2 separate regions of the Homo sapiens genome follow, and region 1 is linked to region 2. Evidence: chromatin contacts called from ENCODE Hi-C or POLR2A ChIA-PET data. All regions are on one chromosome and are shown on one strand. The core of a region is the stretch at or near the end of the contact, and the rest is flanking DNA. Distances in the headings are between cores, read along the strand shown. Region 1 has its middle 92 kb from the start of C10orf126. Region 2 has its middle 160 kb from the start of LYZL1.

Region 1 (5,421 bases), core at 2,876-5,375, 190 kb before region 2:
TGAGCCTGCAATTACACTGAGGACCCTTGCAGGGGAGGCCAAGGGGCAGTGGGCACAGAAAGCTCTGGAATGTGATCTTCAGCCGGGATCTCTGCTTTGGGGTAAGAAGGAAGCTGAACAGCCAAAGGCTTTTATTGTTAAAGAGGAAAGTGGGGGCTCTGAGCCTTGAAGGAAGATCATCATCAAATGGTGCTTTATTCAACATCCACACTGGGAACGCATTGTTCTGGGCGCCATACAAAGCAAGCCTGGGCAAGGAGTGGGGCTTGTGCATCTATTTTTTATTAAAATCACATGTAAATTTATACAGCCACAGTAAGGGTGGGACTCAGGTTCTAGCCAAGGTGCTGTATGAGCCTGGGTGGGGCTGGGCCCGGGTATGCATGCTCAGAAGTAAGGAGCTTGACTGTTTTCTGGTTTCTCCTGTTCTGAAATTAACAATGATGGTGCTCTAGCAAAAGCACTGTGGACAGGGGAGTGCCACAGAGTGTCCCTGTGGCATGGCCCGGGGCTGAGGAGAAGGACATCTGTCATTCCTCTCCATCAGTGATGGGGCTTTGTGTGAGGCCATTGGGACCCACACCACTTGTCCCAAAGACCATTCAGTGACCACTTCTGTAAAGCCAGAGGTTGGCAGCATCTCAAATGTGGCAAGCCGGTTTATTTATTCTTTATCCTTTTGGCATGTCAAGATTGGAGAGAAAGTGGTACCCAGACATCCCTGTTTGGGACTCCTTTGAGAGCAGAGGTGTGACTTTTGACAAGGGGAGAACTGGTGGTGGCCAACTCTCAACTACTTCAAGGAAGGGGTGCTCATGGGCACACTGTGGCGGTAACTGACAGCCACTCAGTTGAGAGTGGCTATTCTTGAGGCTGTGGACTTGCATACTGTACTTTGTTTTATTTTTGAGACGGAGTCTCGCTCTGTTGCCCAAGCTTGAGTGCAGTGGTGTGATCTTGGCTCACTGCAACCTCTGCCTCCTAGGTTCATTCAATCGGTTCTCCTCCTCAGCCACCCGAGTAGCTGGGATTACAGGTGCACGCCACCATGCCCGGCTAATCTTTGTATTTTTAGTAAAGATGGGATTTTGCCATGTTGGCCAGGCTGGTCTTGAACTCCTGACCTCAAGTGATCTGCCCACCTGGGTCTCCCAAAGTGCTGGGATTACAGGCGTGAGCCACTGCACCCAGCCATACTATATATTTCTATATCCTGTTTATCTTTTATAAATCCCAACAATGAAAAAGATATTCTAAGCTGTAGCCAGTGAGATGCTTATTGGAAGTAATAATACAAAACTTATAATATGCCAAAGTGACTACAGAATAATTAGTATGGCCCCTTGGTGATGGTGGAAATGAGTTTTGACAGGTGAGTATGAAAGTAGACGTGGCCAGCATATGTTAAGGATAGAATTGGAGCTGCCAAAGATCTCCTGCAATAGCTCTTTAGAGTCAGCCTTGAGGTCATGCTTTTACTTAGGCTGCCATATAACCTAGAGGCTGGGACTTTCTCTGGCTTAGCCAGACACAATATTAGATGTAGAATAAGGAATTAGGGTCAGGGAAATCTAATTATTCTCCAACCTCTATCCACTCACCCATTTTCGCTGACAAATACACATTGAGATTGTCCTCCAAGACTCTAGTTATGTGGAAGAAGAAGAGTGATTTTCCTTCTCTATATTTCTGGGAAAGAATTAATTCTAATTCTGGTGGGTTTTTCTGTAGCAAGATTGTATGATGAGTTTATAAGCTACTCATGACAAATGGGAGACTGAGGATGGTTGAATGAAAAAGTTCTTACTAGAGTCATAAAGGGCTGATTTTTCAGGACAAACACAATGCTACCTGCCTCAGTAGAGTGCAGTGGCTGACAGAGGATTCCAGAACGATTCTCCCACCTCCCATTCCCAGCTCTGCTGTTTACTAGCTGTGTGACTTTAGGCAAAGTGCTGAACCTTTGAGTGCCTCCATTTCTGTATCTGGGAAATGGACATGATGATAAAGTTACCATAGGTTGTTGTTGAGGCAGGAGAATAGGCTCTGGAGGCAGGGAACCTAAGGCCAGCTCAAGCTGACCTCTTAGAACTAAATTGAAAGGAAAACCCCAACTTTCCAAGCTTAAGTAACAGAAGGACCAGAGGCTTCTCCCTTAGCAAACCCCCTCTTTTCTGCGCGGCAGATGGAAAATTGAAAGTACCTCTGATTGCGGGATAAGTCTTTGTTTGCATAGGAGTGCAACTTTGTAACTTCACTTTAGCCTCTGATTGGTTGCTTTCTGCAACCAGACTGCAATCAGACTGATTGCGGGATACTGCTTCATTTGCATGAGATGAACACCAAGTGGCAAACGGGAAAGCTCCAGTGGGTATTCGGAGCCCAGAAGATTCTGTAACTGGGCTCTTGAGCCCCTATGCTCCAGTTGCTCCCTCTCTGTGGAGTGTACTTTCGTCTTCAATAAATCTCTGCTTTTGTTGCTTCATTCTTTCCTTGCTTTGTGAGTTTTGTCCAATTCTTTGTTCAAAATGCCAAGAACCTGGACATCCTCCACCGGTAACATGGTGAGGGCTAAGTTACTGTAAGGGTTACGTGCGTATATTATGCAGAAAACACCGAAACAGTGCCTGGCACATAGTAAATACTTGATAAATGCTACAATTATTCCTTCTTAGTCCAGAACCTCAAATAGATACACCTATTTCCGTCTCTCTCACACCTATTGAATCTGTATTAGGTCCTAATATTTTGCCTGAGGGAGTTGCACTTGCTGGGTTTACCAATTAAAATGATCAGTTCACAGCCTTATGCCCTTCATAAGAAACAAGCAATTAAACGAATGTTGGTTGAAAAAGCCCTATGCGCCTCTTCTTCCTTCAGGACAGTGAAATCCTATCTCAGGCCAGGTTAATACAGCTAATGTGGGAGAAAATTTAGATCTCCATATTCATCTAGTGAATTTGGAAAGGCAAGAGTTATTCTGATTTATCAAACAAATTAGTGACTCTTAAATTTAGCTCTGTGTCTGAAATAGCAAAAGAACTTAATATAAATACCAGTATCTGGGCACCACTCCAGATCTGTGATGTGGTCTGGGCATCTGTATGTCTAATAAAAGTTTCTCAGGTGATTCGGAGCACAAAACTCCAAATGAGTACACAGCCCATAATACTGCTTTAGTTAAGCAGAGCTGAATAAAGTACCACTAAAGATACATTTATATTGAACAGGGTTCTTCCTGTTAGTATCTTTCATTATGAGATTAATGACTTGCTGCTATCTCTGGAAAGATATATTTGGCAAACTAAATCCTAAAGGAATCAAGTATTAAGTGATTATGGAAATCTAAGCCTCTTGGTTAGGCATTTCATACATGACTCTTTGTTGCTATCAACCTGGATTCACACGTTAATGACAGTAGAATTCACAAGTGTCCCAGAACATTACAACACACTCGATCGATATTAATCGAAAAGGAGAAGCAGAAATAATTTAAGTAAGATTGCAATTGCCACGGAGCTCTGACCTTTCAGAAACACTCGTACACGAAAGTGCCAGGACCCTCATGTTGCACGGTTCCAGGGGGCGCTGTTTGCAGAGTGTAGACTGAAGACTGCCTCCTAGGAAGGGCGACTTGCTGGCCTGCAGGACGGGGCACAGGCGCAGGGTCCCTGCCCAGCACAACCACGCCTTATCCCAGCTGGAGTCTGAAGGCCCCGCAGGGGAACTCCCCTCTCTTACTCACCTCCATCCCCTTCACCTCCGCTCCTGCAGCCTCCATGCACTTCAGTGGGAAACGGATCTGCACTACAAACTGCCCCCCTTGCAGAGTTCCAAGCTCATCTAATTACATAGTGTTTAGAACAGTGCAATAAATCAAAAGATACTTCCTTAGCCCTGGAGGTGAATAGAATAGTTTCATGTCATTAAACCCCACAACCAAGGGACCCTTTATGACACGGACTTCTTTTGGGAGGTGATGCCTCTGTCCGTGTGAGAGTCCTGGCTCCTGGTAGGTTTCTTCCGGTGCCTCCCAGGCAGTTGGAGGACGCCGCTCTCATTAGGTCATGTTTACTGAAGGTGCTTGTTTTCTGTCTCTCCATTCATTCGGTTACAGGACACCCGACGGGACAAAGCGTGTTGTAACCGACCACCAATGGAGCCGGCTCTGTTCACGGATTATGGTTGTCTTGGCAACCAGCTTTGCTGAACTCACCACAGCAAACATGGAATGAATGACTGGGTCAACACCCGAGATAAAAAGAGGGTTATGCAACTGTTTGCTGAACCCTTGGCGGGATTTTTTTTTTTTCTGGACATTTCCCAGAATGTCCCCATATTCAAAAATTCCAAATGAAGAATTCCTATTTAAACCCATAACAAGTATTGCCATTGTTCATAGAAAAGAGCTGTTGCTTTTGGAAATATAATTTAAGGTCTGCAGACGATTTGAACTGGGTGTTGCTTCAGTTTCAGTAACCGTGCAAAAGCGTATTTAACGATAAGTTTTCCCTAGACAGGAAACGAGAGAGGCCACTCATGTATTTCTAATGATCTACATAAATAATTTCATCTACTTAGATTCAAAACTTTAGTCATTAAATGGTTTTACTCTCAGCTAAATAGATTCTTGAAAATGAATTTTAAAACGCAGAAATAAGCTTTTGAAAAAAAATTCAGAGACAGGATGGAGCCTCTCTTTGTGGAAAAGCAAATTGGCAAACAGGACAATTTATTTAAGACAGTGAGTACAAAGGGAGCAAGGTTCTGGGCTCTCCTGTTTCCCAAGCCATTTAATTCTATGCAAACAATTACATGGTAATATAATCCAGGTTTCTAGAATAGTTTATGTTTATTTCTGTCTCGGACTGGAAGAAAAATATTGCACCGGGTAAGATAGTAACAGTTGTTATGACTTGTACCTGGGTGCTTGACACAGCTTTCCTCATAATTATTCTTTGTGTTTTCCTGATTTGTAGATTTCTCCTGTTTTCTGAGCTCTGACTCCTGGAGATGTTCTCAGCTTCTTCCTCCTCCCACCTTTTCTTTTCCTCCCAATAGAATCTGATCTGGGTTTTATATAAAGTAGGCCCGAAGAGCTGGTTGTTGTCCTCATAAACAGTTCATTTCAGATGGCTGAGTTGAGGTCTTTCTTACTTTTCTCCTGTTTGCTCCGAAGACACTGGTCCATGTTTCTTTAAATTCAAATCGTACTTCTCTCAACAGCAGTTTGTCCTGTCCTTAAAATCCAGCCAGGGGGGAGAAGGAGCCATGAAATATCTTGAAGAGTTTTTTATTTTTATGTTTTTAAAAATTGCTCATGGCCCAGATCAATTATTCTAGATTGAGTGATTGATTGATAAGTGTAGCAAGGGTACACTTATCACCAGATAATTTCAAAATCATTCAGATAATTTCAAA
Region 2 (5,300 bases), core at 472-2,971:
CACTAGGGGCCATTTGACTAAATTCTCTTCCCAGTTCAAAGGAAAGGTCCCCAGTGCACCCCCAGGGAGCAAAAATAAGGACCTCCTCCCATCCTAAGGTGGGATATTCTAAGGGTAGAATCAGGTGCATCATACTCAGCAAATCAGTATTTCTCTAATTTTATTACTTTTTGAAACCTCTTTAAAAGGAAAAAATACATGTGAATTCCCCAGTATTGACATGGGAATGGATTACTGTACAATAGTGATGCATGTATAAAATGATTGCTCTGACCATAATTGTCAACAAAAGTCGGTAGAATGAAAATAAGAAAGCTGATGTCCCTTTCACTACTACCTGCTGTGGTCAAATATTGCTTGCCTACTCTTTATCCTAAAAAAAGAAATGGGGCTAACATCCTACCTCCCACTTCCACCAAACCCTCCATCCAACAGCAATTTGTCCTCTTATGCAAGGTGAGAAGAATTGCCCCAGTTGTTCTGGAAAAAGTGTTCTTTTTTTTTTTTTCCAGACAGAGTCTCGCTCTGTCACCTAGGCTGGAGTGCAGTGGTGCGATCTGGGCTCACTGCAACCTCCACCTCCCAGGGTTAAACGATTCTTCTGCCTCAGACTCCTGAGTAGCTGGGATTACAGGCATGTGCCACCACACTTGGCTAATATTTGTATTTTTAGTAGAGATGGGATTTCACCCTGTTGGCCGGGCTGATCTAGAATTCCTGACCTCAGGTGACCCACCCGCCTCAGCCTCCCAAAGTGCTGGGATTACAGGCATGAACCAGTGCACCCAGCTAGAAAAGGTGCTCTTTTCTTTGTCCTTCCCTGCCTTTGTTCGCTTCCTAAGTGGTACCATTCTTGGCCAGGTACACCATTGTCTCTTTGAAGGTAATTAAACAGATTGTATAAGATGTCATTAAGTTTTATCACAATTGCACACAAGGACAGACTATTGGACACAACCACCTAAGTACATACGTCCTAGATACTTAGGTGGCCATGAAGCACAGGTCAGAGTCAGGCCAAGGTTCAGCTGACTGTAGGAAGGCCTCACCTTCCTTTTGATGCGGTTACAAGATGGTTCATTTGCTACCTTGCAGAAATAGCTTTGAAGAAAAGTACTGTAAGCTGCGTGGTTGTAATTGGATTTAAGTACTGTTGAATATAATATAAAAGTGACGCATCCTCCTAATAATTAAAGTTGTCATCTCCAGGTTTTATTCAACATTTGAATCATGCTCAAACTTGCAGACTTGACTTAAAGCTTAGATGCTTCATCTCCAAAAGAAGCTGGCCATGGAGTACAACAAGGAATCTAGTAGCAGTCTGGAGTTTTCCTCTAGAAAGTGCTGTGGTCTCAAAATGCAGTCCTGGGTATCTGGACACAATCCCACAAAGGGTGACTGCTAAAAAGAAAAGATTTCAGGATTGAGGAACATAGCTCCTTCTTCTAATGCACACTATGTTGGGATGGTGGGATGAAGGCCGAAATTTTCCAGGTTGGAGTCTTTTGGTGGTTTGTTTGCTTATCCTGTATCTGGAGTTGAGAAGAAACCAAGTTTGAGATTTAGGATGTGGACAGGAGGTAGGAGTTTTGCCCATAAATTACAACAGAGTCTGAACCCATGGGGACTGCCAAGAAGACAAAGTGGTCACAATTGGCTTGGGCCCGAAGCCAGGGCCCCTGCAGAGCAGGAGCCCAGTTGGGGCCTCCTCCCAGAGCCAGTGCAGCTCTGCCTGTGCGTGGATGATAAGCTCTGTGCTGCTTCCTCTGAATCATGAAAACAAACAGACCGGGCCACGATGGAATAAATGAAGCTGCAGATGAAAGACATTTTGAAGACGAACATGAATTAGAGGGTTGGAGGGATCTGATTTTGACTTTCACATTCATCTGCCTTCTCCTTTCAGCAGTGGGGCCAAGGTGGCCGGCCAAGCCACTGGGACTTCTACAAGGGCCTCTGCAGGCAGGAGGCTAGTGAAGACTTAGAGCCTGTAGCGTGGACTCACGCTCAGGAGAGCCATGAAGCCGGGGCCTCGTCTGCAGCTTTCTTCATTCACGCTGAGAAAGTTTGTCCTTCCTGCCACCCGTAATTTTCCTGGAGAACTGAAAATAACAAAACCAGAGGGATATCCACAGAGTCCATAGGTTCCTAGGTTAGTTCTACACGGTCCCCTTCTCCTCCCAGAAACACGAGATGTCAGATTCCTCAAGATTCCTTTGAGCTCACCCTAAACTGCTCGGGGCAAGAACATCAGTCTGTTTGTCTCTTGAGACCGTCTCTGGCATGTTTATGAAAAGATCACTGGAGACTCCAGTTTCACAATCAACAATGTACCTAAAAATAGAAAAAAATCTGTTCCAGGATAATTTTGTCTCCGAACAGCAAGATCAACAAAAGATGCCTTCAGGGAACAAGTGGTCCTTCACTGAAGTCTAACGAAGCTCTGAGCTGCCTCTCAGAGCAAGGGGAGGGTGTGGCTCCCAAACGTCCTCTTCCTCTTCCCATCAGCTCACACTGACTGGCAGTACGGATGAAGCTGTGAACAGTAAATGGTGACTGTGAACCATTCTGACGCCGTCACCTGGGGCTAGGTGGCACTGTTTAATGAACCATCTCTGCGCAAGGCAAGGCCCAGGGTCTAATTGGTTGGAAAGCTTTGTAGGAAACCCAGAATGCTAGTTGCCAAGACTCTCTTCCCCTAAGTTTTAAAATTCCTAGGTAATTCCCTGGAAATGTAATCCGGATGTTCCTGACTCCTGTATATTTAAACCCATCCCACTGTTGTTTCCAAAAGACATTTTATGGATATTCCAGGCGAGTGTTTTGTCTTTATCCAATCAAGGAATGCCATTAATTAGATTTAAAAAAGTCCACAGGGACTGCTGTGAAATCTAATTCTGTCTTAAGTTTGCTAACTTTTTTTTCCCTTTTTTCTTTTTCCTCTTTTTTTTTTTTTTTTTAATTTACTGGCCTTGTTAAATAGTCTAAGAAAACAGGAGAAAGAGTGTAACATAACATAGAGCATCCTGGACCTTAGTACCTTCAGGCTGAACCTTGCTTTCTCTGAGCTGGCAAACTGGGATCCCATCAAAAAGCAGTGTCAAAATATGGAGTTTCCAGCAAGTCAGCTTAGGAAAGGGAGTAGAAGAGAATAAAGTAGAAATCAATATCCATTCCTAGGTTCTTACTGCATTGTAGGAAGCACTTTCTGTTTGTTTGTTTGTTTGTTTGTTTGTTTGTTTGTTTGTTTTGAGACGGAGCCTCACTCTGTCACCCAGGCTGGAGTGCAGAAGCACAATCTTAGCTCACTGCAACCACCACCTCCCAGGTTCGAGTGGTTCTCATGCCTCAGCCTCCTGAGTAGCTGGGATTACAGGTGCTCACCACCACACCCGGCTAATTTTTTGTATTTTTAGTGGAGACGGGGTTTCACCATGTTGGCCAGGCTGGTCTCGAACTCCTGAGCTCAAGTCATCCTCCTGCCTCAGCCTCCCAAGGTACTAGGATTACAGGCATGAGCTACCATGCCTGGCCATAGGAAGCACTTTCTATTCCAGTTGGTAGATAACAGAGACAGCTTATCCTTGCTATGATATCAGCAGATAACAGATCCCAAAACACAGTGCAGATTCATCACGGGGTTTTAAAGTCACAGAGACTTGAATCAAAGTTCTGTCCCCCTCCTCCCATTCCTTAACTATGTATGTAGGACTTGAATGAGCTACTGGAACTCTCTGAACCCTGTTGCCTCATGTTTCAAGTGGAGGCAATAATATTTAACTCATCACTTTTAACTAATGTTTATTGAGCACTTACTATGTGCCAGATACTGTGCTAAGAGCTTTCCATGCATCATTTTATTTTACCCTTATGATTTCCTTATTCTATAGGCATGAGAACTGACACTCACAGCATTCACACAGCATGCCAAGTGGCAAATCTGGAACACAAACATCGCTCTTTATGACTCCAGAGTTATCATCCTGCTGCTGTGAGTATGAAATGGCATAAGACATGTACAGGGTAGGGCTCATAGTAGCTACGGAAAAGAACCAACACTAAGAACCTGTCTACTGTGTGCCATACCCTAGATGTGTTTTCCTTTCCAAGGCTGTCATTTTGCTTGTGCATGCAAGGCTTTTGTGGATGTGACAGTTCTAGTAGAGGATCACAGGGACATGTGCACCTCTGACTAAGATTGTCCTCCTCCACCATGAACACAACTTTCAGAGGATGTAAGTAGAATGGTAAGTGAGGAAGGAGGCAACCACTCATTAGAGAAATATTTTCCATATCAGTCCTTGAAATGGGGCCAGGCACAGTGGCTCACAACTGTAATCCCAGCATTTAGGAGGCCGAGGAAGGAGGATTGCTTGAGGCCAGGAGTTTGAGATCAGCCTGGCAACATAGGGAGACTCTGTCTCTATTAAAAAAAACCTTAAAACAATTAGCTGGGCATGATGGTGCATGCCTGTGGTCCTAGCTACTCAGGAGGCTGATGCAGGAGGATCACTTGAGCCTAGGTGTTCAAGGCTGCAGTGAGCTATGATGGCACTACTAAACTCCAGTCTGAGTGACAGAGTGAGACCCTCTCTAAAAAAACAAACAAACAAAAAAACTTTGAAATGAATGGAGCAAAAGATATCTCAGACAGACCCCATACTCTTCCTAAAGGGATTTAGGTATGCCCCATTTCAGCATGAACGTACGTCTAGAAAATACAAAAGGAGGAAGAATGTTCTGTCCAGTGTTTTATTTGTGCAAATGACGGGATTTCTAAAGCTTTTCAACAACACAACAGTTGGCTGTATTCAAAATCAGCCGATAGTAAGCAGGTACCTTGTCCTCTAAAGGTTTCTAGAAGGCTACATGGTCTGTATTTGGTCATCCTGATTTAATTCCCTATTTTTCTGATAGAGAAGGAATGTCGCTCTCTGTAGAAATATGTGTCCTAAAAGTCCCTTGGCTACTCTGATTGAAAAAAGAAACATGTTTGCAGGACTAAGCTAAGATGTTGAGATAAGAATGAACACAGTGGTCACAACAGATAAACAGGAGGAGGAAAGGAGCTGATGAAAATGGGAATGCTTTCTTTTTTTTTTCTGTCTTTACAGTTGCCTTGCAGAGGCGCTAAACCCCATAACTATGTTTATATTCTGATGATGTAAGACATTGCTTCCAAAGAGATAGCAGTTTCCATAGAGCTGAATCTATGGGAGCACATATTAATCTCTTTTTTATTTTAGGAGGAAGAGAATCACATCACAGAAAAGTCGTGAAATGATTGAAATGTTCTTTTC

The links. Hi-C counts contacts between places; a loop is a spot of excess contacts on that map. ChIA-PET counts read pairs that join two places held with the same protein, here RNA polymerase II (POLR2A). Pooled maps may share reads with other maps.
Region 1: a loop to region 2 is called in a map of HepG2, with 6 times the contacts of the local background. The contact joins two enhancer-like sites. A Hi-C loop is called at or near these places in 2 of 168 maps with a recorded cell type or tissue (Caco-2 and HepG2) and 1 of 50 pooled maps. POLR2A ChIA-PET finds 5 or more read pairs at or near these places in 2 of 52 experiments (Caco-2 and endothelial cell of umbilical vein).

Annotation. Positions count from the first base shown.
Region 1 is chr10:28,935,851-28,941,271 of GRCh38, forward strand. No RefSeq gene overlaps it. Among named protein-coding and RNA genes, the nearest start is that of C10orf126, 92 kb to the left of the region's middle. Within about 2 kb of position 4,126, at least 8 of the 41 ENCODE cell types and tissues checked have a DNase peak (open chromatin) inside an H3K27ac peak, as active enhancers do.
Region 2 is chr10:29,130,424-29,135,723 of GRCh38, forward strand. No RefSeq gene overlaps it. Among named protein-coding and RNA genes, the nearest start is that of LYZL1, 160 kb to the right of the region's middle. Within about 2 kb of position 1,722, at least 5 of the 41 ENCODE cell types and tissues checked have a DNase peak (open chromatin) inside an H3K27ac peak, as active enhancers do.